5 separate regions of the Mus musculus genome follow, and all the other regions are linked to region 3. A link is a loop called in an ENCODE intact Hi-C map of the cell type or tissue named here. Cell type or tissue: left cerebral cortex. All regions are shown on one strand.

Evidence for each region. Hi-C counts contacts between places; a loop is a spot of excess contacts. Peaks named below come from ENCODE experiments on the same cell type or tissue, not always from the same donor. Only the 100,000 strongest peaks of a DNase experiment are listed, where the experiment ranks them.
Region 1: a loop joins it to region 3, with 9 times the contacts of the local background. A loop is called at or near these places in 12 of 42 quality-filtered maps.
Region 2: a loop joins it to region 3, with 5 times the contacts of the local background. A loop is called at or near these places in 32 of 42 quality-filtered maps.
Region 4: it touches region 3 in a loop (5-fold over the local background); 40 of 42 quality-filtered maps call a loop at or near these places.
Region 5: a loop joins it to region 3, with 7 times the contacts of the local background. A loop is called at or near these places in 32 of 42 quality-filtered maps.

Annotation. Positions count from the first base shown.
Region 1 is chr3:121,633,742-121,638,741 of GRCm38, forward strand. A730020M07Rik (RIKEN cDNA A730020M07 gene) reads right to left here. Exons shown (of 3, transcript NR_036458.1): 3 at 3,385-3,953. Among named protein-coding and RNA genes, the nearest start is that of A730020M07Rik, 10 kb to the right of the region's middle. In left cerebral cortex, a CTCF peak has its summit at 2,702; DNase peaks (open chromatin) are centred at 1,925 and 2,812; H3K27ac peaks cover 592 bases.
Region 2 is chr3:121,547,545-121,552,544 of GRCm38, forward strand. All of the region lies in intron 1 of Gm40135 (a long non-coding RNA gene), which reads left to right. Among named protein-coding and RNA genes, the nearest start is that of Gm40135, 4.8 kb to the left of the region's middle. In left cerebral cortex, a CTCF peak has its summit at 2,998 (motif pointing right); DNase peaks (open chromatin) are centred at 670 and 3,023.
Region 3 is chr3:121,734,329-121,739,328 of GRCm38, forward strand. F3 (coagulation factor III) reads left to right here. Exons shown (of 6, transcript NM_010171.3): 6 at 1-724. Among named protein-coding and RNA genes, the nearest start is that of F3, 13 kb to the left of the region's middle. In left cerebral cortex, CTCF peaks have their summits at 2,362 (motif pointing left), 2,568 and 3,342 (motif pointing left); DNase peaks (open chromatin) are centred at 1,912, 2,338 and 3,298; H3K27ac peaks cover 790 bases.
Region 4 is chr3:121,537,342-121,542,341 of GRCm38, forward strand. No RefSeq gene overlaps it. Among named protein-coding and RNA genes, the nearest start is that of Gm40135, 5.4 kb to the right of the region's middle. In left cerebral cortex, a CTCF peak has its summit at 2,842 (motif pointing right); a DNase peak (open chromatin) is centred at 2,922.
Region 5 is chr3:121,305,035-121,310,034 of GRCm38, forward strand. The region is part of intron 2 of Alg14 (asparagine-linked glycosylation 14); the gene reads left to right. Among named protein-coding and RNA genes, the nearest start is that of Alg14, 16 kb to the left of the region's middle. In left cerebral cortex, CTCF peaks have their summits at 1,823 (motif pointing right) and 2,729 (motif pointing right); a DNase peak (open chromatin) is centred at 2,735.

The DNA.
Region 1 (5,000 bases), 100 kb before region 3:
GGCTGGCAAAATGTAGACAGGATACAGCAGCTCCCTCTCTGTCTTCTACTTTTATGTTCATTTATAATGCTTAATATCAACACCACCACCAACAACAACAATAATGATTGTGGAGGCAATGCTAAAATCTGAATATGGACTGAAAAAAATAGAAAATAGGTGAATCCTGGACTATAGAATACATTTCACTATATCCACTTGGTATATTTTTAGATTTATTATTTTTCAAGTAGCTAACATACATACAGAACTCTGACTTAAAATCTACAGTATAAACTGATGTTTTTTTGTGGGTTCAGGTCTCTCTTTTAGTATGAATCTTTCTGGCTGACATTTGCATTGCTTTATGTAAGCTATAGCCAAATTTCTCCTCTGTAATTTAACTTTAGCTTCTTCAAAGAGAGAGCAAGGGTCCTAGACAGTATAGGCCAATTTATCTTCCCGTATTTTTCATCCAGCAACACCACTTACATATCAACATTGGTTGTAAAGGCATCTAGGAATTGAGTATTCTCACCCCTTGGTTTGCTTTTCAACTTTACACCGTTGCACTTAATTCTTATAATGGTTAAGTAAGTTACCCTGTCATGACCACAAGGACTATGTCACCATCAGACCTGAGGACAAGTGCAACCGAGTCTTGAGAAGCATGCTGCTTAGCTGCCATGAGCACATGGTGCAGCCTTGTACTTGAGAGGAACTGGTGGACACACTGTCACAAGAATAGAGAGAGGGCTGGCCTTGAAAATTCACGTGTTGGAGCTTAACTCCCAAGACAATGGTGTTAGGAGATGGCATCCTTACGAGCAATCGACCTCATGGATCGATTCAGATTGTAAAAGGAATTTGTGTGTGTGTGTGTGTGTGTGTGTGTGTGTGTGTGTGTGTGTGTGAGAGAGAGAGAGAGAGAGAGAGAGAGAGAGAGAGAGAGAGAGGGAGAGAGAGAGAGAGAGGATCTACTTCCATTTGATTTTTCTCCAATGTGAGGACTTGGGAACAAGGCATCATCTAGGATGCCGAGAAGAGCCTATATCAAACACCAAATCTTCTGTTTCTTGATCTTGGACTTCTAGTCTGTAGGACTGTATAAAGTCAACTCACGTTCTTTGTAAATTCCCAGTCTAAAGTATCTGCTATGGCAGCATTGTCCTGGTTTCATTTTGGTTGCTGTAATAAAATACTGACCAAAAGCAATTTTGTAGAAAGGAAGAGTTTATTTGGCTTATATACTTCCAGGTCATAGTCCACCATTGAGGGAAGTCAAGACAGGAACTCAAGCAGAAACCTAAATCAGAAACCACGGAGAAATGCTATGATTGGCTTGCTTGCAGGCTTGTGGTTAGCAAGCTTAGTCCAGGGCTACCTTCTTGGGTTTGGTGTTGACCACAGGAGACTGAGCCCTGTTAAATAAGTTACCAATCAATGACATTCCTCACAGACAAGCTCACAGGCCAATCTGATCTGGAAAGTCCCTCAACTGAGACCCTAGGCAGTGTCAAGTTGACATTTAAAACTAGGATAAAGCATGAACCGAGACAGAAATCATGATGTGTATATTCGACTGTGAAGATGGTGATCTAAATAGCTCATCTAATAGCTGCTTGAAGCAACCTAAGTCATTTGACTGAATTGTCTTCCATTGATTTCTTCCAGCAATGAGTACCTGCCTAACACGTATGCCAAGTCTGAAGAAGACTCAGCATAGTGCTTCATTCAATCTGCCCAATAGTGGCCATGACTAGGAAATGGGGAGTTAGGGAACAAAGCCTCCCAGAGAGGGAGGGAGGCGAGTGATTTTCAATCAAGCAGGGCTGGCTGCTACCCACTTCTACAGTTATTTGTTCAACTGGTTCTTGTGTTTATGCTGAAAATCATGGCCAGCAACTGACTCTCAAGCCTTCGGGGGCTCTCAGCATGTCCCCCTGGGGTGAGGCTGGGAGTGGCTGAGTGTTTGTTTTCCTCTGCCAGGTGGTTTGGCAGCCGTGTCCTTGTAGAACACAGTGTGTTCCTGTGAGAGTGTGTGAGTGAGTCACTGTGGGTCAGCTACGACGTGAGCTCTGGAAGGCGCCTTTGTGAACACTGGAACAGCCTCCCTGCTTCTCAGATGGGGAGAGAAGAGTAAGAGGACTTGGGTATCACACTGACCACCGTAGTCAGCAGATGCAGGGATGCTATTGTGCACCAATTCCGAACCTCTGCCCACGATTCTCTGAAGCTTAGAGAGACATCCCGGGATCTCTGGATGACAATTATCAAGAACAAAAGTGATCACTGAACGCTAACAAGGCAATTATAACATCTAAGACTACTGAATGAGAATGGATCTTTGGTGATCATGTAGCCCAAAGTCCGGTGATGGTAATGGAATTGTCTGAGGCATAAGCTAAAACAAGCAAATGAATGCTAAAGACTGAGGAACTGTTATGGAGAAATACATGCTATCTAAGCTATTGACCATAGTAACCAAGCTGGCTTGGTTAATTTTATTTCACATGTCTCTACCTCCTGTACCCGATACGTGATAGCTTCTAGATATGATGTCTTTAAAAAGGTTGTGAAACTTATCATTGGATTAACACGACATTTGTTCCATGAGGAGATTAAAGGTCTCAAGAAGATTGCTGGTGTAGTGAGGGTTTTGAAGTTGGCCTTGGGAAGGGGACTGGATTCTGAGGGTGATTTATGGGAGTGAGGAAGAGTGTGTTCTCACCAAGAGGGGGCAGACATGTTACAGATGAAGAAGCGAGTGAGCGATCTTGGGTTTGGAGAGTCTTGGCACATCCAGCTGGCCACAACAGTGTAGAGCTGAAGTAAGGGTATGAATGGACGGGCTTGCTGCCAAAGACCCAGAACTCTCTGTCCCTTCATTCTTTAGGTGTCAAAGACATGCTCTGTTTTGAGGAGGGAAAGATACACATGAACCGTTCTCAGCTACTAGACAGTCCCGATTCTCAAAGATTTCCCCTGCATCCTCCAAACACACTGTTCTAGTTAGGACAAAACTGACTTTCTTGAGAAATACTTTCTGCTCTTGAAAGCATAGTCCTGATGACCCAGGCTCAGCTGGCTCAGGAAGCTCAGGGAGGCGAGCGCATTAGACACGCTGGAAGAATATGTTTGCTGAACAGTCTTCATTCTCCAGAAGGGTTCAGACACAGGTCACATTCAGGGCTGGGGTTTGAGCCAGTGCTGATGGGTATCAGTACCTGCTTGCCCCAAGACCTTAAGCTGTATTTGTTCTTGTGCCTACAGGGGAAGCAAGCACAACTGCTCTCTGGGTACTTCCTCCTAGCCCGTCTACTTTCGCTAAGCCTTTCGGATTTCATTAAAGTTTTAAGAGCAGCGTTAGAACTTTATGGTTATCTGCTGATTTGGTCCAGCCAATAAGTTTCTAATTTCTTTTGCATTTATTTAATTAGTGTTGGGGAGCAGGTATGTGCATACCATAGAGTCTGTCTAAAAGTCAGAGGACAATTTAAGGGAGTTGGTTCTTTCTTCTCACCATGTGGATTCCAGGGATTGAACTCAGGTCCAGGCTTGGTGGCAAGTGTTTGTAGCCATTGAGCCATACTGCTGGCTCCAATAACTGTTTTTATTGGTAGGTGGGGTCATCTAATTTGTGGCTAGTCACAATTACTCTTGACCTGGTCTTGGTAGTTAGATTAAAGGTCAGGCACTCTGCACCAATAAATACTTACCTAAGACTTATGCTTTGATGCTGGAGGAAAGAATACTTTGTTCTGGAGTTGTCACATTGTGGTTCCCATGACAATGGTGCTGTGGTTCCCACCTCTCTGAGTCTTGCTTCTTTTACTTGTTCTTAGGTGATGCTCTGTTTGGCTCAAATATCTTCCTGCCCGTGAATCTCCTTTTCAGGGTGGTGTCCCCGAAAACCCAGCAGAAGGGTGGGGGAGGTCCTTGATGCTTGACTTGTCAGAAAATTTCCCTTTCATCTATAGTATAATTAAGACAGAAATAGGTAAGGATTCAGGAAGCATTCAGAAGCCATTTAACATGTTTACTAAAGGGAATTTCAAACCAATAGTCTCTTTTCTGCTATCAAGAATATTTTAGGATAAGCTCAAAGCAGTTTTGCCTATAGTCGTGGAGTGGCCTCTCCAGGACGTTTCTACCTCCATTTTTATCAAGAATGATCTGCATATCCAAGGGTTGCTCTAATGGGAAGATTTCAGAGAAGTTTGCGGTTTGTGTTGGTCCAGATTCACTTCCTTTTTGCTGAGTGGGTAATGATGACAGATGCCTCTGAACCAGCAGGTAAGGAGTGCCCAGTAATGGCCAGTCTGCTAAGTCCAGTCACTTTCACTGCCTAGTCATCAACAAGATTGTTGTTCTTAAAGTCTACGGCCAGCAAAACGACAGCAGCCACTCCTAAAGTCAAGACAACTTGATCTATCTCTGGGGCAGGCAAAGGTGTGTGGCCCCAGGGCCAGGGATGCCTCACTCTCACCCACACATAGAGATAGCATCTTTCTATACTCTACTGGCCAAGCCATGTGCCTGGGGGTCACTGTGACCGCTTGGAAGACTGTATAAATTTCTCCAGTCTTCACAAAGGTGCCCACAGAAGGTTCAACCTGCCAAGAGAACCTGCCCTCCCTCTCCCACATAATCCTTTTCTTCTTTAAAAAACAAAGGAGCTTGGGGCCCAGCTTGGAGCCCAGCATGGGCTTGCCAGGAACAGGGGCATACCTGTCATCTGCAGGTGTGTTCATGGTTCACGGAGCATGGAAGCTTAATGTATTTTCACATTGGCTAGGAATGTGTTTACCTGTTATTCTAGCTCATAGCCAGACAAGAAAGATTAGTGCCGGGCATGTTGAGTTTACTGAAAAGCTCAGAAACCAAAGGAGGCTAAATGGTGTGCTTCCTTTCCTCTGTTATATGCCTGTGTCAAATGAAGATTTTGGGCACCATCTTGAAAAGTTCCCTGTGATAACTTCACCTTCTTGTTAATAATAGGCACTTGTTAATAAAAACAG
Region 2 (5,000 bases), 190 kb before region 3:
TTTCAGCTTGTAATATATATATATAAATGAAGCTTATGGATCACTGCCTAAAGAGAATGCCTTGAGTAGAAGATTAATTGGTACATGAGTTTAGAATCACTCAATTCTCAGATGCTGTCATCTGTCCTGATATCCAGTCAGGTCGGCAGGCAAAGCTACGTGCTTTTGTTTCTACACCGCCACTTCCTTCTTTTCTTCTTGTGTCTCACTGTTTTCCTTCTTTGGGAAGCGGGGGAGTGAAAATTCCCTGTGCCAATCTCCATAGTGTTGGTTGTAGGGCAGACAACGCATTAAACTCACAGTTCATTTAATCCTGTTCCCCGGAAGCAGGGCTATCCCTGGGGTGCATCGTCTTGCTCCAGGTCACACGTTCAGGAAGTGATGCAGCCAGAACTGACTCTGGGCTGCTCAGATCTTTCTTCCTGAGGCTCAGGTTCTGTGGTTACACTTCGTCGTCTTCCGACACAGATCCCGGGACAGATATGAGTGAGAGACATGTATTCTAAGGTGGCTCTTGTACCCTGCAGTATGATCTCTGTCCTCGTTGATTTGTGGTCTGGTTTGGAAGCTTCCGTTGGTGCCCACTCATCTCAGCAAGCTGGGACAGTCACTACTGGACACCCTTGGTTACAGAGCATAGTTTTATGTAATAGGAAGAGGTCTTTCAGAAATGTAATCCGGAGGAAGAGAAACGTCATGAGTTTCCGGGTGTTTGGGTTCCCCATTTTCACCCCCACGTTTCAAGTGGGATAAAAAAAAAATCCCTGCCTAAAGATAAAAATAGTTTCCTTTGTAGCTTTACCTCATAAAGCAACGACACATTGTGTTTTTTTCATGGAAAGGTCTATTTCTAGAAAGAATGTGGAGCACCCTCAGCCTCATGAGTAATAAGTATTTGGCAAGATGATGCTTTCCACAGACAATCACCCTGAACCCTTCTTTGGAAGGTTTATGTCCCCCACCCCCCTACCCCGCACACACTAGTCTGTGGTATGCAAAACTGTATTTCTGTTTTGTTTTGTTTTGTTTTTAAAGATAAGTGTACAGGGCTGTGGAAACTCTGTTTATTTTTTTAGGTAATGCCTTGGCAATTTAGACGCCACAAGTGGAGCAGAGAGAGCATCTCTCCTGGCTTTACAAAATTAAACCGTAAGAAACTACATGCTCGCTCACCTATTTTCGCCCAGGGAGGTGATGGGCTCCGTGGATTGCATGTGGAGTTTACGAGAGGAGACTCTTGCGGGTAGTGAATGGGAGGTCACAGGAAAAAGGTGTGCACTATCCCCCCCCCTCCAGTGTGTGTGGGGGTGGCTTCAGCTCACAATCGTTTACCTTTCTGTTGTGGTACAGTTTCCTCTGGATCCAGATGTTTAATCAGCTAACTGTAAATGCAGCTGGAATTGGTTTCCTACCTCCTTCTGGAAGACTCAAATGAATACCAATAATGAAGATCAACCAAGATATACATACCACGTAGAGCAGTGATTCTCAGCCTTCCTAATGCTGTGACCCTTTAATACAGTTCCTCAGGCTGTGGTGACCCCGCCAGCCATAAAGTTCTTCTTGTTGCTGCTTCATAACTATATTTTTGCTACTGTTGTGTATTGTAGTGTATCCTGATATGCAGGATAGATGACCATTATGAAAGGGTTGTTCAAACGCTAAGGGGTTGGGACCCAAAGGCTGAGAAACTCTGACCGTCTAGCCTCATGGTTTTGTTTGCTTGTTTGTTTGTTTTCTTAGAATTTTACAGATGAACATGCATCCTGCGTGCTATAGAAACGGTTCCTTAATCAGGAGAATGGCCTTCTACTCTGCTTTTACACCATTTTCTGGCTCTCTTGTGTCCTGTGACTTTCTCTTGATAATATCTCATCTACCTAGAATCTCAGAGGTTTTGACCAAATAATTTGGAATTTGGTATCAGATACTCTCCTCACTGGGGAAAAACTGGTTGACCTCTAACTTGGAAAACCAAAAACAAACAAAGGTGAGAAAAAAGGATGGGAAATCAAGCTTAAAATACATTAATAATTAGCATTATTGATATCGGAGAAAAACAAGCAGCTTGACAGAAAGTTAGATCTCAATTGTTCCCTCACTGTAGGCAGAGCCACGGCCCGCTGATGCTGAATTTGGCGCCTGGTGCTTTTCGTAGCCGTGCATTTTCTGCTCTGAATTTCTTTATACAAACAGAACATAGTTCGGCTCAGATTTCATCCATCTTAATTGAAGTGACACTTTAATTGATAGCTCAAGTAAGTTGAGATTTACAGATTTAGAAAGCAATCACGACTATGCCTTCACTTGGGTTATGTTATGAAAATAAGTGAAAACTCGTTTGAACCATGTATAACTTCCTCACAAGAAAAAAAAAGAAAGAAATGCATGGTGTGTCCAAATGGGCCATGCACACGTGTGCCCGAGATGCCGCAGCTCCGCTCTGCATATGGAGGGGTTACAGAACAGGCCCCAGGTGAGGCTTGCCGCAAGCTTCATTTAATTCAGGGGAATGAGACCCAGCTAGAAGTGAGAAGGCGTGGCCTGCAAAAGTGCAGTGAGCTTACATCCAAGTCATCATGGCTTCAGGCTTAGAAGAAAGAGAGGACTCAGGACCGAATGCTCTCAGTGCCTGAGATTCTACTTCGTCTGAGCCAAACAGAGTGATCACAAAACAACAATCTTAAAGGAAAGGGAATCAAAGGCACATCACAGAGGCCGTTGTGCTTTCTCATAGTTGCTTTCCCCCTCAGTTCTCACAACAGAAAGAATAATTATTCTTTGGAAATCTAAGGCTGATAGAAGAGAGCTACGTATAACACCAAAAACTCTTAAGTCTGGTTGTTTTTAAAGATCTGGAATAATTTATTCTTTTATCAATATCTTCTTATTTTTCAGACATTTAAGTATGTTTTGATCAGATTTATCCCTCCCTTAATTTTATTGTTTAAATTTAATTGAATTTTAAAGATTGTTTTTATTTGTATGTGCACCACATACATGCAGTGCCCTCAGTGGCCAAAAGAGGGCACCAGATCCCCTGTAACTGTTACTGTAGTTTCAGACATTCGTGAACCACACCACATAGATGTTGGGAATCAAACTCAGGACTTCTACAGATGAACTGTTTCCCCTCCCTCCCTCCCTCCCTCCCTCCCTCCCTCCCTCCCTCCCTCCCTCCCTCCCTCCCTCCCTCCCTCCCTCCCTCCCTCCCTCCCTCCTTCCTTTTCTTTCCTCCTTCCTTCCTTTCTGTCTTTCTTGATAGGGTTTCTATCCTGGAACTCTCTCTGTAGACCAGGTTGGCTTCGAGCTCACAGAGATCAACCAACCTCTGTTTCCCCAGTGCAGAGATCTACAGTGTGAGTCACTGTGCTGATCTCAGTAAATGCTCTTACCTGCTGACTTGTCTCTCTGGCCCGTTTGTTCCTTTCTGTTGGGTTATTCTTACTACACTGTAAAAATTCTGACGAGTCCTTTATAGAACATGTACTTTGCAAACACCATGCCTTAGGTTGTGGCTTGTCTTTTAATTTTTTTCCTCAGACTTTAAGTGATTCATCAAACATAAAAATTATACATGTCAATGGGGGAATCTTGTATTTTTTTGATACATATATATGTTGTATAATGCTTAAATCTAGCTAACCATATTTGTCATGCCCCACCCCCAAACATTTAACATTTCTTTAAAATGAATCCTTTTTTGAGATGTGGAATACATCTTTTAATTTTCTTAATGACTCCTTTGGAGTAGCAAAGCTCGATTTTGATAAAGGCCAGTGTTATACTTTAAAATTTATAGGTCATGATTTTGGTGTCACATCTAACAAATGTGTACATAACCGAAAGTGGTAGCATCTATTTTTCTCCTAGAAGTTTCATAGTCTTACAATTTCAATTTTGATCATCATCCATCTTGAATTGTGGAGCTGGAGAGATGGCCTAGTGGTTAAGAGCACTGACTGCTCTTGCAGACGACCCGGGCTCAGCCCTCAGCACCCACCTATCTGTAAGTCTAGTTTGAGGGGATGTTCTCTTCTGGCTTCTACGGGCCCCAGTTATTCATATGGCACACATGTGTACATGTAAGCAAAACACTTACATACATGAAATGAGGAGAAACAGATCTCTCTCCCCATCTTAAATTGTATGTGGGGTGAGGTGAGGGCCTCCTCCTTCCTCCTCCTCCTCCTCCTTTCTTATGACTGTATAATTATTTCATTCATTGAGTGGATCCATTGCTGGATCAAGAGTTGCATACCGCAATGGGGCACATGCTGCCTTGCAATGAAGCCACAACTTGAAGATCAGCTACTTTGGAGTCATACTCCACTGTCATTCTCTAAGAACTGTCTGCTCTCTGCATCAGCTAAATAAACAAGCTGAAGATGCGGCAGGCATCACAGACCGGGCTGATCTTCCACAGTGGTACTTAACTCTCTGCAGCATCCCCAGGGATGTGGCATTGCCTCTTCCTGCAGGGAGATTACAAGTTCAAGGCTCGCCTGGGCTGTAGAGTGAATTCAAGGTCATCCTGGACAATGAGACCCTTGTTGATTCCCAAACAGAAGATTTAAAAAGGGCTGGAGTGGAGGGGTACAAAGCTGGCCCAGCAGGAGGCCAGAGGTACAACCCCAGTATTGAAACAAAACAAAACAAACAAAAAACAAAAATGGAAAGGAAACAGAGTTCCGACATCAAAACTGCTTTTCCTCTGTGGAGCACGACTTTGCAGACCACTGGCTAGAACCTTTTCCGTCTCATCAAGCCACAGCACTAAACCCAGAATCTCTGCTTTGCAGACCACGGCAACCAGTTGGGCCTCATCTAACTTCATCCTATAGTCTTTCTTCTTTGATTTTAATATTTTTAATTTATTCCTTCACATATTACGCCCTGATGTCAGTTTTCCTCCTATTTCTCCTCCTAATCTCTCCCTACCTCTCCCCCACCCCATATTCACAACGTCCATTCCCAAACATAGTCCCTAGAACTCTGTC
Region 3 (5,000 bases):
GCCTGCCGATCCTAGCTCAGAGAGGCTGCCTTCATGGCCTGTTACTCCAGCTAACGCTTTGATTCCAACACTAGCATTTGTCACGTTAGGACGAACTGAAACGGTACAAACTGGTTAACACTACAGCGCCTTTTGCACAAATGCTTTAGATTGTATGGTCTACACTCAGGAAGACACTAGGTCACCCAGGCAAAGCCAGTGGACAGATGCCTTTCATATAACCTGGGTGGGCTTTTGGAAAATCTTTGAGAAGTTGATTTCATAGGCTGTAGAACAGTAAAGTGGGAACTGGGCGGACTTTTCTAACAGTCGTACTTTTATAAAGCGGTATTTGGGTGTTTTTTCCCTCGAATAGGTACTTTTGGAAGTTCAAAGCAAGTGGCAAACTTTCATATAAACATGTTAAATGCAGGATATTTCTGCTTGGGGCATCTTTGTGATTTGTACTTTCCTACAATTTAGCACTTTAACTGACAATGATGGGGTTTAAACATTTGACAGCCAACTCTATTTTTATACGACTACTATACAAAGAAACTACATATAGTTTTATGATTTAAGGTACTTAGAAATGTTTATGGTTAACATTGTATATATTTACATAAAATTTAAAGGTTTTGTATATGGGATTTTCTATTTATATAGCTTCTATTTGTATATTTTGAGATAATTTATTTAATATACTTTTATATAAATAAAGGTGATTGGGAATTGAGACAATCGCATTTATATCTTCCACTTATTATTTACTTCTTGGTTTTCACATTAGGTGACTCCGTTGCTGTAACAATTGACCTTATCAGTCTTAGTGGCTTACAACAATATATACTTTTCGCTTAGACTACGTGTTTGTGAGTGTTGGTAGGTGGTAGCTCCTAATGGTGTCTTCTCATTACAAGGCCCGAAACAAAGCAGGGGTCTCTATTGGATCAGAGCAAAGGTGAACACACACACACACACATGCACGCGCGCACACACACACACACACACACACACACACACACACACATACATGCGTACACCCCCCCCCCCCCAAAGCACAACCATACCAAGGCAAACAAAACAAAACAGCAAAACAGGCTGCTACACCTTCCTTTTTTTTTAGTTTTTCGAGACAGGGTTTCTCTCTGTATAGCCCTGGCTGTCCTAGAACTCTCTCTGTAGACCAGGCTGGCCTCGAACTCAGAAGTCCGCCTGCCTCTGCCTCTCCAGTGCTGGGATTAAAGGCGTGTGCCACCACGCCCGGCTACACCTTCCATGTTTAAGCCACTTTTTAAAAATGACTTTTTGATTATAATTACATCACTTCCCCCCTTCCCTTTCCTCCCTGCAGTCCCTCCCTCGTAATCCCTGCCCTTTGACCCTTAGACTCATTCGAATTCATAGTCTTAACACTTCCACCGAATACTTTGGTTCACCAGTCAAGCAAGTCACGTGACTAAGCCTGATAAACCTAGCCTACTGAGAGAGACCATCTAGTACAGACTTAGGGTTCTCCCCAGTCACTCACTTGCATTTTGGAGGAGGCTCAAAGAAAAAGAGACCTGCCTTTGATTTTGTTGTTGTTGTTGATAAAAATTGGAAGGATCAAGTTAGACCTCATGTGAGGAAACTAAGCACAAGGACTCGGTCATGCTGAGTTGACTCAGTGACTTCTAAAACGGAGAAACGGAGCGAGTCCTTCAGAGGCAGCAAAAGTCTACACTGCGCAGAAAGAAGATCTGAACTGAATGATGGTGTTCTGAGCTGGCTGCCAGGCAAACCTGCTCTTGCTTCCCTCCCTCTGTGCAAGGCTGGGGAGTTGCCAGTGGCCCTCTTAACTGGTCGGTTTTGTTTACTCAATAACAAATGCGCTCCATCTGCCCCGCTGCGGGCACCAGTGCAGCTTTTGATACCACAGCGACCAGTGTGTGTGGTGGAGTCCCAAAGAGAAAGGACAAGCATGTGTCCTTGTCCTCAGAGAGGGGCCTTACGCCTTATCTTGAGTCCCTGCTCACATGACTTATCCAGGACAAAGAGCTCGGTGTAGCACACGAAGGGCAAAGTTGGCTACAGGAGCTCATGACTGACCTTGCCTTCCTCTGCCAGGAATAATTATAGCATTATGTAATCCCCTAGCTTCATAATCTAAGGAATTTGAATTATCTGCAGACTGAAAGCAGGTCTGGATGTAACAAGGTAGAGCAGGAGGAAGTCGTTATAGATGCGGTGTAGCGGTGCTGCGGGAATCAGAAGGTTCCACTCCCAGCGTTAACCATTGCACACAGGCCCCCTCTCTCCTTGTTGTGGACATGAGACAGCTGCTCCTAAATCAACACAACGGGTTCTGCAGCCGAACTGCTGCCCTCTAGTGGGCCGAACTGAACGTCTCCCTCCCTGTGCTGGAGCCTATCAAGCATACTATATTAATTACTAAACAGAACTCGAAAGCTCTCTACAGATACATTTTCCATCTTAAATTACTGTTTGGCATATATGTAAGAGACTCTTTTTGAACTCTGAGTCAGAGCAACTCTCTCTTAAACAATCATCTTGCTCCCTTAGGGAAAACTCATTTCTGAATGCCCTTCCTATGAGCTCCTGGATTTAACACGTACTCTTTAACACATTCTCTTCCCCCAACTGTTGCCTCGCTGTTTCTTTTTTTCTTTATTATAATCTTGGCTTTAATAGAGTGGGATCAATCCTATTTAAGGAGAGGCTCCCGCAAATGACCAGTATGCACATTTGTTTAACATAGCAGGAGCCCTCACTTAATCACACACAAAAGGATGCTCTGACTGGGTGCTGCACACAGATGATCTGTAGAGCAAAATGAGAAGACAAGTTGGGGACGTGACAGACTCCTGGAATACACTTCACCCAAAGCCCCCACCACTGGAAACCCAACTAATTATTTTAGCAAGCTGGAGCTGGGTTTTCTGTTCCCTGTGATCAAGCCTTCTGTCCTTTGTAGTTAAAAAGAAATACCCAAACTAACATTGTATTATGAAAGTCAAGCATAAAGAAAGAAGCCAGCTATGGTGGTTTGAATGAGAACGGCCCCCATAGGCTCATATGTTCAAGTGCATGGTTCCCAGCTGGTGGCATTATTTGGGAAAGATTGGCCATGGTGGGTGTGGCCTTGTTGGAGTTTGTTGCTGCTGGTGGACTTTGAGGCTGAAAAGTCCATTCCATTCCTCTCTCTCTCTCTCTCTCTCTCTCTCTCTCTCTCTCTCTCTCTCTCTCTCTCCCTCCCTCCCCCTCCCCCTCCCCCTCCCCCCTCCATAACAGTTACTCTGGCATTAGGTCCAAGCCCATGGCCAAGCGCCACCTAGTGTACATGCTTTAAGCCTGCAACATCTAACAAATTATGATGCCTTCCAAATATGCACTGTAGCCCCAACTTCTTTAAAAGTTCACAGCTGTCCTGCAGATCCAACTACTTACAAAACATACTTGACATCTCACAGGGATTTTATTCAAACCATCCAAAGAGAAGCTAATTCCCTACCTCCTTCAAATCCAGTTCTCTCCAGTCTTTTCCATTTCAAGAAATGGACAACTTGGCTCAGGAGGCCAAGACCCTGGTGTAATTATTAGAGTGTCTTTCCTTTTCCCATGCCCCTTCAATCTAAATGAAGTTGGCCAGCTTTTGGGTTAAACAAGATACGAGTTGCAACTGCCACTTCCCCAACTCCACTTTGAGGCACTATGATGACCCTGCCAGGCAAGGCTGCCACCCTGCCTCCACTACTCACCTCCTTCCTCCCTGCTCTGACCATGATCTTCATGACAAGGCACAACGCCCAAGGACAGGACTATCATAACATGCTGGGTTTTAGGACTTCATTTTTAATTTCCACCCCCCCCACCTCTTTTCCCTATTTGACAGCAGAAATCATTCCAGGCACACCAGTGATCTCCCACTGCAGTGTGGCTTTTCCTGAAGGGTATGGACCAACATCCATTCACTGCAGACAGGACACCAGTGACAGAACACAGAAACAATTCCATCTGCTGCTGGCTAATCTTAGGTCAACCTGATACAAGATGGAATCACTTGAGAAGAGAGAACCTCAGTTGAGAAAACGCCTCCATAAGATCAGGCTGCCGACAGGCAAGCCTGAATAGCATTTCTTAATAAGTGGTTGATAGGGGGGGGGGCAGGGCCAACTTATTGTGGGTGCGATATTCCTGAGCTGGTGGTCCTAGGTTTTATAAGGAAGCAGGCTGAGCAAGCCATGGGGAGCGAGCCAGTAAGCAGCATCCCTCCGTGACCTCTGCATCAGCTCCTGCCTCCAGGTTCCTGTCCAGCTAGTTTGACGTCCCCTGACTTCTTCCAGGGAACTATGATTCAGGACATGTAAACCAATAAACCCTTTCCTCCCCAAGTTACTCTTGGTCATGGTGTTTCATCTCAGCCATAGTAACCCTAACTAAGACACATCTAAATGTAGTTTGCTGAACCAAGGAGTTTAACTGGGATGACATACAGCGTGGGTGGGGGTTACTCACAGAAGCATGGGCAATTCGCTGCCGGGACACCACTGATGAGGAGCGTCCGTCCCAAGCATGTATCAGTAGGGAAGGGAGGTGCCCTGTGCACCCTCCCTCACTTCCACAGAGAAGGCTAGTGGCTCAGGCTTAAGACCCCCTGCAGGGAATCAGCACTGCAGTGATTTGATGGTTAGCAGTTCCATCATGCGCAGAGGCAGAGTTCCACAGTGACCAGGGTCACCCCTTCTAACTCCCTCTTCTTCCTTAGCTTAGCTGATACCTTCCTAGTGTGAGGAGGAGTGGGTGGAGGTGAGGCAATGTTTATTTGATGCCACAGCCCTTTCCAGGTCTGATCTATGTCCTAGTCCTGATTGGTTACCCTGCCACAGGGAACCTCACTGCTAGCTGCCACCTCCCTTCCTGAGACAAGGGTCACAGAACTGCTGCAGCTGACCGGATGGGGGAAGAGTCAAGGGTGAAACGTCAGACGAGTGAGAAGCAGTCTCACATCTCAAAGGATA
Region 4 (5,000 bases), 200 kb before region 3:
TAACTAGGAGTCCAGGGTGGCACAGGTGAGACAGTCTCAGCCTTCTGGGTTTTGTTTTTCAAGAAAACAGTTTTCAGCTGTAGCACACACAGAACGGAGGCCTTGTGAAGTCACCAGGAGAAGGCACCGTTTGCAATTCAGGGGTCTGGGCAACAGGCAAGTGTTCTGTGCTTCAAGCCCCCAGTGCTGTGAGGAAGTGCCTTGCTGTTGTTTAAGCTGCCCAGCCTGTGGGGTTTGGTCATGGAAGCCCTAGAAAACGCACCAAGCACTGTTTGCAATTTATTCATACAAATTCAGAACAAAGGCGTCCTGTGTTCTGGCTCAGACTTAGTGCGCAGAGCACCGTGAGAGGTCTCTCTCTCTCTGTGTGTGTGTGTGTGTGTGTGTGTGTGTGTGTGTGTGTGTGTGTGTGGACCTGAGCAGCTCAGGAGGCTGGAGAAGCAGGCTGAGGGGTCCATCTCAGAACAGCACCCAGGGATGTTCCAGCCCCTCAGCCCTGACCTGCATAGGTGCACACATAGTTCCAGCTGCAACTCACCAGTTTCTGGTCACACTGTCATGGCTTCAGTGACACCTTTGATACCTTTCCAAATGTCAACTTGCTTGACGACTTAACTTTGTTCTTTTTCAAACACTTGTCTCGAAGGCAACTCAGGGTGCCCAAAAATTTGTTACACATCTAACCCATCTATCCATCATTCATTTATCTGCATTTCTGTATACTTATTTGTATCTATATGCAAGCGGGGGGAAAAACCCTGCAAGCAGGGGGAAAACTGCAAGCGGGTGTTTCTAAGCCTTGGTGTTACCTGAGAGGGTAAAGGAATGCTGGTCTTTGCTACATCCACTCCAGTAGTGACTTGCTTGACAGGTTTAGAAACCTGGAAGCAGTCCCAAGGAGAAGAGTTTCTTGGAAACTTAGTCTCCTGGAACTGTGGCATCCCATAGCACATATGCTCCAATTTTGTCCTGGTGAATGGATCTGTGTGCTTCCTTTCAGTATTGTTTCGTTATAGGTGCCTCCAAGCAATGACTTGCCAAATACCTAAGCAAAATGGAACTTTGCTTCTTGGCCTTCACCAATACCCTAGGTAGTCCTTGAGCTGACTCTGGTCTTGGTAAGAAAGTTGCCTATTCAGTGACATTCAGAATTGCCTCTAGTATTGTAAGAGAGATAGTGAAAGAAATCAGGCCTTACTATATACTACATAGAGTTAGAAATCTCAGGGCAAGCTTAGCAACGTAAATTTAGAATTTTTTTTTAAAGATTTATTTCTTTATTATATGTAAGGACACTGTAGTTGTCTTCAGACACACCAGAAGAGGGCGTCAGATCTCGTTATGGATGGTTACTGTGGTTGCTGGGATTTGAACTCGGGACCTTTGGAAGAGTAGTCAGTGCTCTTAACCGCTGAGCCACCTCACCAGCCCCAAGTTTAGAATTCTTATTATAGTTATGTATGGCAGACTACATTACTTATTAGTAGAAAGTCCCCACACACAATCACTTAGAATAAAAGCCAAGTCACTCCCATATACAGGAATTTACAATGGTTTAGGAATTAGATCAAGCTGTGGTTTTAAAGTATTGCATTATTCATGAGAAGGTTAGCTAGAACGGAACTCCCTAATTAGAGCCATGACTTGGGCATGAAAGCCCTTGCCCTGGGAGTGTAAAGACCTCACACCTGGCTTCCTAGAATATAGCTGACCTTAGATAGAGCTGACCTTGTCTCAGTTGTTTTATTGCCCAGTTCCTGCCAGTCTTTGTGTTTGCATTCCTGTTTTGTGTGATAGTCATTAAGCATCCAGTAATCTCATTGTACCTTGCCGATGTGTCACCGAACTTCCCTATTTTCTACTGTATAAAAAGTTTGATGCTCAATTTGACATTACATTCAGATCCAACACACTCTCTCGTGTCATGTCTGTTTGTCACCCCATTCTCGCCGACTCTATGTCCACCTGCCGGAACCCCTGACTCCCCACGAATTGAGGGGGGCCGATTGAGCCCGGTCCGTGGAAGGTCTTTAAACTAATTGGTTTACAGCACCTGGTTAAACCATAAGGAGGGAGCGTACATCAAAACCGGAGCACCTTGACCTAGGAAAGACTTAGGTTTTCTTAGCCCACTCTGTTGTTATCAGCTAGCAGCAGCTACTATGTCTATTTTGTTACTTCCAGGGACATTTTGTGATTTTTCTCAGACCTCAAGGGCAGGGGCCATGCCCTTGCCTAAGGGCAAGTTAACTTAGAACGGAGTCTACAGTGCAAATGGACTTTCTTCATAAAAGCCTGTTGCTATACATTTAAAAAAGATCAAGATATTGAAGTATCCGCTAAATATAAACGGCACAGAATCAGAAGAGTTTTTCTGCCTTAGTATTGTGTACAAAGATGTTAGAATAAGAGCTCATCCACCTTCAGCCTTTTCCGGGTGAGTGAGTTCTAATTTTTACTGCTTTCATCTGTTTGCTTTCAGCTCATCTTGGCTATTGTAATGGCCCTTGTCAGAGGCTTTGGTGGGCGCCTCTGAACTGATGTCAGACCGTGGACTGCAAGTCTAGACAGGGAAGAGTAGGAAGCACTAGAGTGCAGGTCATGACCCCACAGATAAAACACTAGATTGGCAGCAGCTGGCCCAGCCAGTCTCCCTGAGGCCGGCTGGGCAGGGGTGGGGGTAGGGGGAGTGGGGGATGGGGGTGATGTGATTGAGAACGGGTCAGGAGCTCCTGGAATCCTGAGCCCAGACACCTGATTTCACTCCCTCAAGTCCCACCCTGCTCTGTGGACTTTCACCCAGTTCTTTCTCCAAATACTTACAATTTAATCCAGAAGATGGAGCCAGAAGACTTCAAGCAGAGCTCATGGGCCTCAGACTCTAAGTAATTATTTACAAGACAAAGTGAGCGGCTGGTGAACTCTACCCAATCGGTTGATTAATGAGAGCTGAGCCACGATTTCTCTTCTACACTAGATATACAAGGCATCTTGTGTTCTGTTTGATTGTCTTGTTTTTGTTTTTCCTCTGGGACAACGGGATCTAAAGAGAAACCCAGGAGGAAGCGCAAAGGACAGAGAGAGAGAGAGAGAGAGAGAGAGAGAGAGAGAGAGAGAGAGAGAGAGAGAAAACAGAGGTAATCACAGAAGTCATGGGGAGAGAGGCCCCGCTGAGCCCTGAAAGATGAGCCTGCTTTAAGATACAGTTAATCAGCTCCAAACTGAATCTCATGGAGCATTTTGTAGGGTGGAAGCCTTGGAAAACAGCATCTTAAACTGTCTCTTACGTGTGTGTTTAGGCAAAACCTCATTGTCTTCTTTCTCATTTTAGTGCTGGGGTCTGAACCCACGGCTTTATGCACCCTAATCATTTGTTCTGCTGCTGGGCTCAACTTGTTGTATAAATAATCAAACTTGAAAGGGAATATTATGTTAGCAAATGTATTAGAGCGATAGTGAGGACAAGATACAGTCCTGGGGAGCAAATTCAGAGGCCTCATGATACTGTACATCGGGCTGGAGAGATGACTCAGCAGTTAAGAGCACTGATTGCTCTTCTGAAGGTCCTGACTTCAAATCCCAGCAACCACATGGTGGCTCACTCTGTAATGAGATCTGACGCCCTCTTCTAGGGTGTCTGAAGACAGCTACAGTGTACTTCCATCTAATAAATAAATAAATCTTTAAATAGAAAAGATACTGTACATCACACAGGCAAGAGTTCAGATTGTGGGGCTGGAGAGGTGGCTCAACGGTTAAGAGCACTGATTGCTCTTCTGAAGGTCCTGAGTTCAAATCCCAGAAACCACGTGGTGGCTCACAACCACCCGTAATGTGATATGATGCCCTCTTCTGGTGCGTCTGAAGTCAGCTACAGTGTACTTGTGTATAATAATAAAATCTTTGGGCTTGGAGCGAGCAGGGCTGACCGGAGTAAAATTTAATTTCCAAAAACCACATGAAGGCTCACAACCATCTGTACAGTTACAGTGTACACACATACATAATTTAAATAAATAAATCTTAAAAGAGCACTGACTGCTCTTCCAGGGGTCCCGAGTTCAATTCCCAGCAACTACATGGTGGCTCACAACCATCTGAAATGGGATCTGATGCCCCCTTCAGGTGTGTCTGAAGACGGCTACAATGTACTCATATACATTAAATAAATGAACCTTTAAGAGAGAGAGAGAGAGAGTATGGAGTTGTTGAGGAGGCAGGAGTAGATCTAGGAGGGAAATGCCAAGATACATTGTATGAAATTCTCAAAAAACTAATACAAATATTATTTTTAAAAGCTACATTAATTTGGGATGCCAGCTTCACTGGAGATAAGTAATTAGAAAAATGGAATCTGATGTACTTATCTGATGTACTAAATGGACTCATCAGGTTGTATTACACACACACACACATGTCACAATAATAATTAAAGAAGACATCGCTGGGCAGTAGTGGCACACACCTTTAATTCCAGCATTCAGGAGGCAGAGGGAAGTGGATCTCTATGAATTTGAAGATATCCTGGTCTACAGAGTGAGTTCCAGGACAGCCAAGACTGCTCAGAGAAACCTTGTCTTGAAAAACCGAAGGGAAAAAAAAAGCCAGGGGGGAGAGAAAGAGAACAGAAGACATCATGAACTTGATAAGGCATTGGGTGTATACAACACATGAGGGATTAGAACGAGAGATGGTGGAGTGGAAATGGTTTAAATATACTACTCATGTATGATAACCTATAAATAAATAAATCCCACAATCATGTCATGATTTTGGATACAGTTTCTTTTCTTTCCCTTTTTATTTTATATATGAAAACACTGAAGTCATTTTCTATGCATAAAACCTCTGGGTTGGGGAGAAGGCTGGGAAGCTTGCTCAGTTAGTAATGCACATTGCAAACGCAAGGACCTGGGCCTGGTTTACAGAGCCGTGTGGCAGATCTGAGGCCCGGAAGCACAGGCTTATAATCCCAAGCCTGGGGAGGTGGAGGCAGAAGG
Region 5 (5,000 bases), 430 kb before region 3:
AAGCCTACTTGATCATGGTGAATGATCGTTTTGATGTGTTCTTAGATTCGGTTGGCAAGAATCTTATTGAGTATTTTTGCATGAATGTTCATAAGGGAAATTGGTCTGAAGTTCTCTTTCTTTGTTTGGTCTTTGTGTGATTTAGGTATAAGCATAATTGTGGCTTATAGTACAAATTGGGTAGTGTTCCTTCTGTTTCTATTTTGTGGAATAATTTGAAGAGTATTGGTATTAGGTCTTCTTTGAATTCTGATAGAATTCTGCACTAAACCCCTCTGGTCCTGGGATTTTTTTGGTTGGGAAACTTAATGATTGCTTCTATTTCTTTAGGAGGTTATGGGACTGTTTAGATGGTTTATCGGAACCTGTTTTAACTTTGGCACCTGGTATCTGTCTAGAAAATTGTCCATTTCTTCCAGATTTTCTAATTTTGCTCAGTATAAGCAATTAGTAGGATGTGATGATTTTTTTTTTTAATTTCTAGGAAGGGACTTTTAATACAAGGAAATAGCATGGGCACAGCATTGAGATCTTACCATGACATATTAAATATGATACAAATAAAGGTACAGGCATATTCTTGATGTTTAAAACTGGTATTTTTACACACACCCACATTTAACATTAAAACAATCAAAATCATTTTGATTTTTTGTTTTTGTTTGTTTGTTTTTTGTTGTTTTGTTGTTTATGGGGTTTTTTTTTTTGGTTTTGGTTTTGGTTTTGGTTTTTCAAGACAGGGTTTCTCTGTATAGCCCTGGCTGTCCTGGAACTCACTTTGTAGACCAGGCTGGCCTTGAACTCAGAAATCTGCCTTCCTCTGCCTCCTGAGTGCTGGAATTAAAGGCGTGTGCCACCACGCCCGGCTTTTTTGTTTTTAACAGGGTCTCTTATGTAACTATGGCTGTCCTAGAATTCCCTATGTAGACCAGGCTGACCTGAACTTACAGAGATCCACCTGCCTCTGCCTCCTGAGTGTGAGTGGCAAAACTCTTGTCTTTTAGAACACTTTATTCAGCTATAAGTATTTGCCCCACTTGACAGGAATGGTCTGTTAACAGAATCAACCCAAGACCACTCCTTCTATCATGAACCCCACTCAGCTGCAGCGAGAAGATAGTCATACAAGACACAATGTAACTGTAAGTTCATCAGAAGATGAACAGCGCTGTGAAGGTTACATGGGCAGGAGCAGTGGAATGAATGCAGCTGCTCACTGGGCCTGGGGAAGAGGACACTGAGAAGAAGGCTGTTTCAGCACAAGGCACATACATCACAAAGCCACGGAGGGGAGCAATGCTATGTTATGGTCCAGTGGCAGAATTCAGAGTGGAAGGACAGAGGCTGATGGAAGGCAGGCAGAGCAACATATGACATCGAATGCAGTTCCTGTCTCACTGAGGGTCTTGGGGGTCACTGGATGAACGTGCTTAGTTGTGTGGTAGGGTCTGACGCCCGAGTTACAGCTTCTCCTTGTACTGCAAAGCGCAAACAACGCCAAGAATCTGGGGACTCCTGCAGCCTCCCAGCTGGCTTGCACTAGTCAGGGTATAAGGAGGGCAAACAGTTGGACTGTTTTTTAGATTTGTTGTTGTTGTTGTTGTTGTTATTGTTGTTGTTGTTGTTGTTCTTTGTAGCCTTGGCTGTCCTGGAACTCACTCTGTAGGCCATGCTGGGCTCAAACTCACAGAACCACCTGCCTCTGTCTCCCGAGTGCTGGAATCAAAGCCGTGCACCACCATCTGCCTAGCAGATTTAATGTATCTGAAAATTACAACCTGCATATCTGTGTATGTACCATGTGCATGCCTGGTGCCCCTGGTGGTCAGAAGAGGTCACTGGATCCACTGGAACTGAAGTTACCAATGTCTGCGAACTATCATGTAGGGGCTGGCCATTGAACCCAAGTTCTCTGCAAGAGCAACGACGAGCACTCTTACCCACCGAGGCTTCTCTCCGGTACCTTTATCACTTTGACAAAAGTAGAGTTAGCAGACTTTCCAGGAAGATCTGATAGGAATTCGAGGAGAAAAGGGGTGACTTAGGAGCTTAATGTAGGCAATTATAAGAATACTATCGTTGGCCTGGTCAGCTGACGGCTCCGTGGCTAAGAGTACTCGCTGCTCCTGCAGAAGACCCAGCTAGTTTCCAGTAACCACATGGTGTCTTAACAACCATCTATAACTCCCAGTTCCAGAGGATGGGACCTCGTCCCCTCTTATGATCCCCATGAGATTGACACCAGTCATGAACATGGCTCACATTCACAGATACAGGTAAAACGTTGATACACAGAAAACAAAATACGTAAGTCTTAAAAGTCGGGGGACGGGAGGGAAACGAACATGTGTGTGTGTGTGTGTGTGTGAAGAGTACTGTTGCTTTGCCATCACGCTCTGGGAAGTCTGTCTACGTGCCTCTAAGTGTCTTGTATCACCCAGACTTGTCCAGCCGCCTCCACCGTGGCTGGAAGAGTTGGTGTTCTGCGGGTGCTTCTTGCACTCAGGCAAAGCTTTCCTAAGCCCTACACATTTGCTTGCTCTCTCCTTCTTACTCCCCTGGCCGCCCTTGACCACTTCAATCCCTTGTTCTCTTCCATTCAACACACTTTCCTCCCTTAAAGACTTGAAGAATGTTCTTGGGAGGTCCCTCCAGTGGGTTGATGAAGAATTTCTATTGTACTCTCCCTCTGCAGACAAGATGGCTGTGTTTGCTGCCATTCCTCCATCCTGCCACCAGGTGGCAGCATACTACAGGCCATTGAGCTGTTGACCAGAAATGGCCAGAAACTATCAGTGCTACAGACTGATCTGGTCAGGGTTAGACAGGAGAGTCTTCTACTCCCTTTTTTTGGAGGTCAAAATCATACATCTCTGTTAGATATTATTGTCATTTCTTCTTTTTTAGATTGCCTTTTCTTGAGTTAGAACACATTACATAACTCAAGAGTCAACCTTCCACCTGCAGGAAGTTTGTATTCCAGATGTTCTCCACAGGGCTGGGAACATACGTAGTTCAGGGTTAGGATGCGTCTGTAGGATGCACAACTGCTCGCATTTGGTCCCCAGCATGACAGAAAAAGGACTTTTTCCACTCAAACCCCTTGCTGCAGTTCTGTTATATTTATTTCAGTTTACTTCAGACGTGCTTCTTTGTCTAAGCAAGGAAGTAGCGCGAATCTGTGCCTTCCCACAATAAAATGTTTCTTGCGTGTGTTTGGTGGATATGCATACGGGGGGTGGAGGGGTGTTGTGTGCAAGTGTGTGAGTGTACCAGACTAGTAGCCAGCAATCCTGTCTCTATCTACCCCACCCCCCAATGCCATTGGGGTACAGAAATCACAACCAGTTTGTTACACAGGTGCACAGCACTCTGAACCATCTCTCTATCCCTATACTATTTCTCGAAAACTATAAAGTAGCTGCTAATTGAGCAGTTTTGTTTTCCGAATTTTTGCTGAGTTTTGTGCACAATATAAAGCAAGCAGGTGCCTCCCCTGCTCGGTGCATCTGGAAAGGAAGGCATCAGAGTGGGAAGCTGGAGTCGACTGGCAATGGGCTTGAGGGATGGCTCTGTCAGTAACTGGCTGCGCTGTAGCGGGAGGACCTGAGTTTGGGTCCTCGGCATCCACATAGCAAACTGGACAGTGCCGCACGTGCCTGTAATCTGTGCAGGGTGTGCAGAGATGGGCTGCTTCTTGGAGCTCGCTGGCTGGCTGGCCGGCCTAGTCAAATTGGTGAGCTTCAGGTTCAGTGAGAGACATTTGAGGAAGACACTCCACGTTGTCCTCTGATCTACACACAGACACCACCCCCACCATACACACACACACACACACACACACACACACACACACAAACACATATCAACACCACCACCACCACATCCCCCACAGCCCCCCACCCCTACAGGTTTATAAGAGCACCACTGAGCAGTGTCAGTAAAAGTCACCATCAACTTCTCTGACGCCTGCATTGCCACACAGCAGGGGCGAAGCCTTCATAGAGACCAACTGTGCTCTCAGACCCTCCACTTTCAGGTAGAAGACCAGAGCCACAACCCTGAGCTATGAAGGTGTTAGCCATCGTGTTACCATGACAACTGAGGACAGGGTGAGATGGTACCTAGGAAACAGGGGCTTCAGCAGAACGAATGCCTTCCCTGGCCCCTAATGCTTACCATTTAGGTCTATTCTCTGCATCATTTCCCAGAATATCCCATTTATATCTTCCAGGCAAGGAATTAATTAAAGATTAATTTTGAAGAAAGTAGTTTGCCCACAGAACAAAACTACGAGGTCTAACACGTGGGTCCCGTTTGCTTTTTACATTTTATTGCCTTCATATGCTCCCACATCATTCATTAACATGAGCTAGGCGTTCTACTGTCCTGGCTGTTGACTTAGGGGCCTCATAACTTCGTATCTAGGGGAGAATGTGCTGTGTATTATGGGATGCTTACCAGCAACCCTGGCCTTTTCCACCAAATGCAATGAATACCTTCCACCCCATGCACACCCACCAGCCGCGAACAGCCCTGCACGTCTCCAGTTATTGTTCTGTGGTCTAAGGAAGAGGGTTCCCCCTCTCTTGCTTGAAAACCAGTGGTTTGAGCTGATAACTACTGACTGTCAGATACTAGCATAAGAAAAACCCAAACCAGCAATCAGCAAAAGGAATTTTGAGAAAAGGGGAGGGGTTGGGGAAGCTTAAAAGAAAACAGTTATTTTCAAAGAAATGAGAGGTTATCATGTCCCCAGGAATAAGATCTAATTTTTTAAGAATTCAAAAACATTCTGAGTAGGGTTTTTTTTTATTGTTATTAAATTTTTTATTGCAAGAATGAAAACGAAATCTACAAAGCACTGGACAGTCACACTGAAGATTCTGCGATAAGCTATAAGAAACATTGAAAAACCAAGAGTAAGCACATTAGACAGTCAGACTGTGTCTCTAAGGATGTCCCAGAAAAGGCAAGGCAGAGGAGAAAAGGTCCAAACA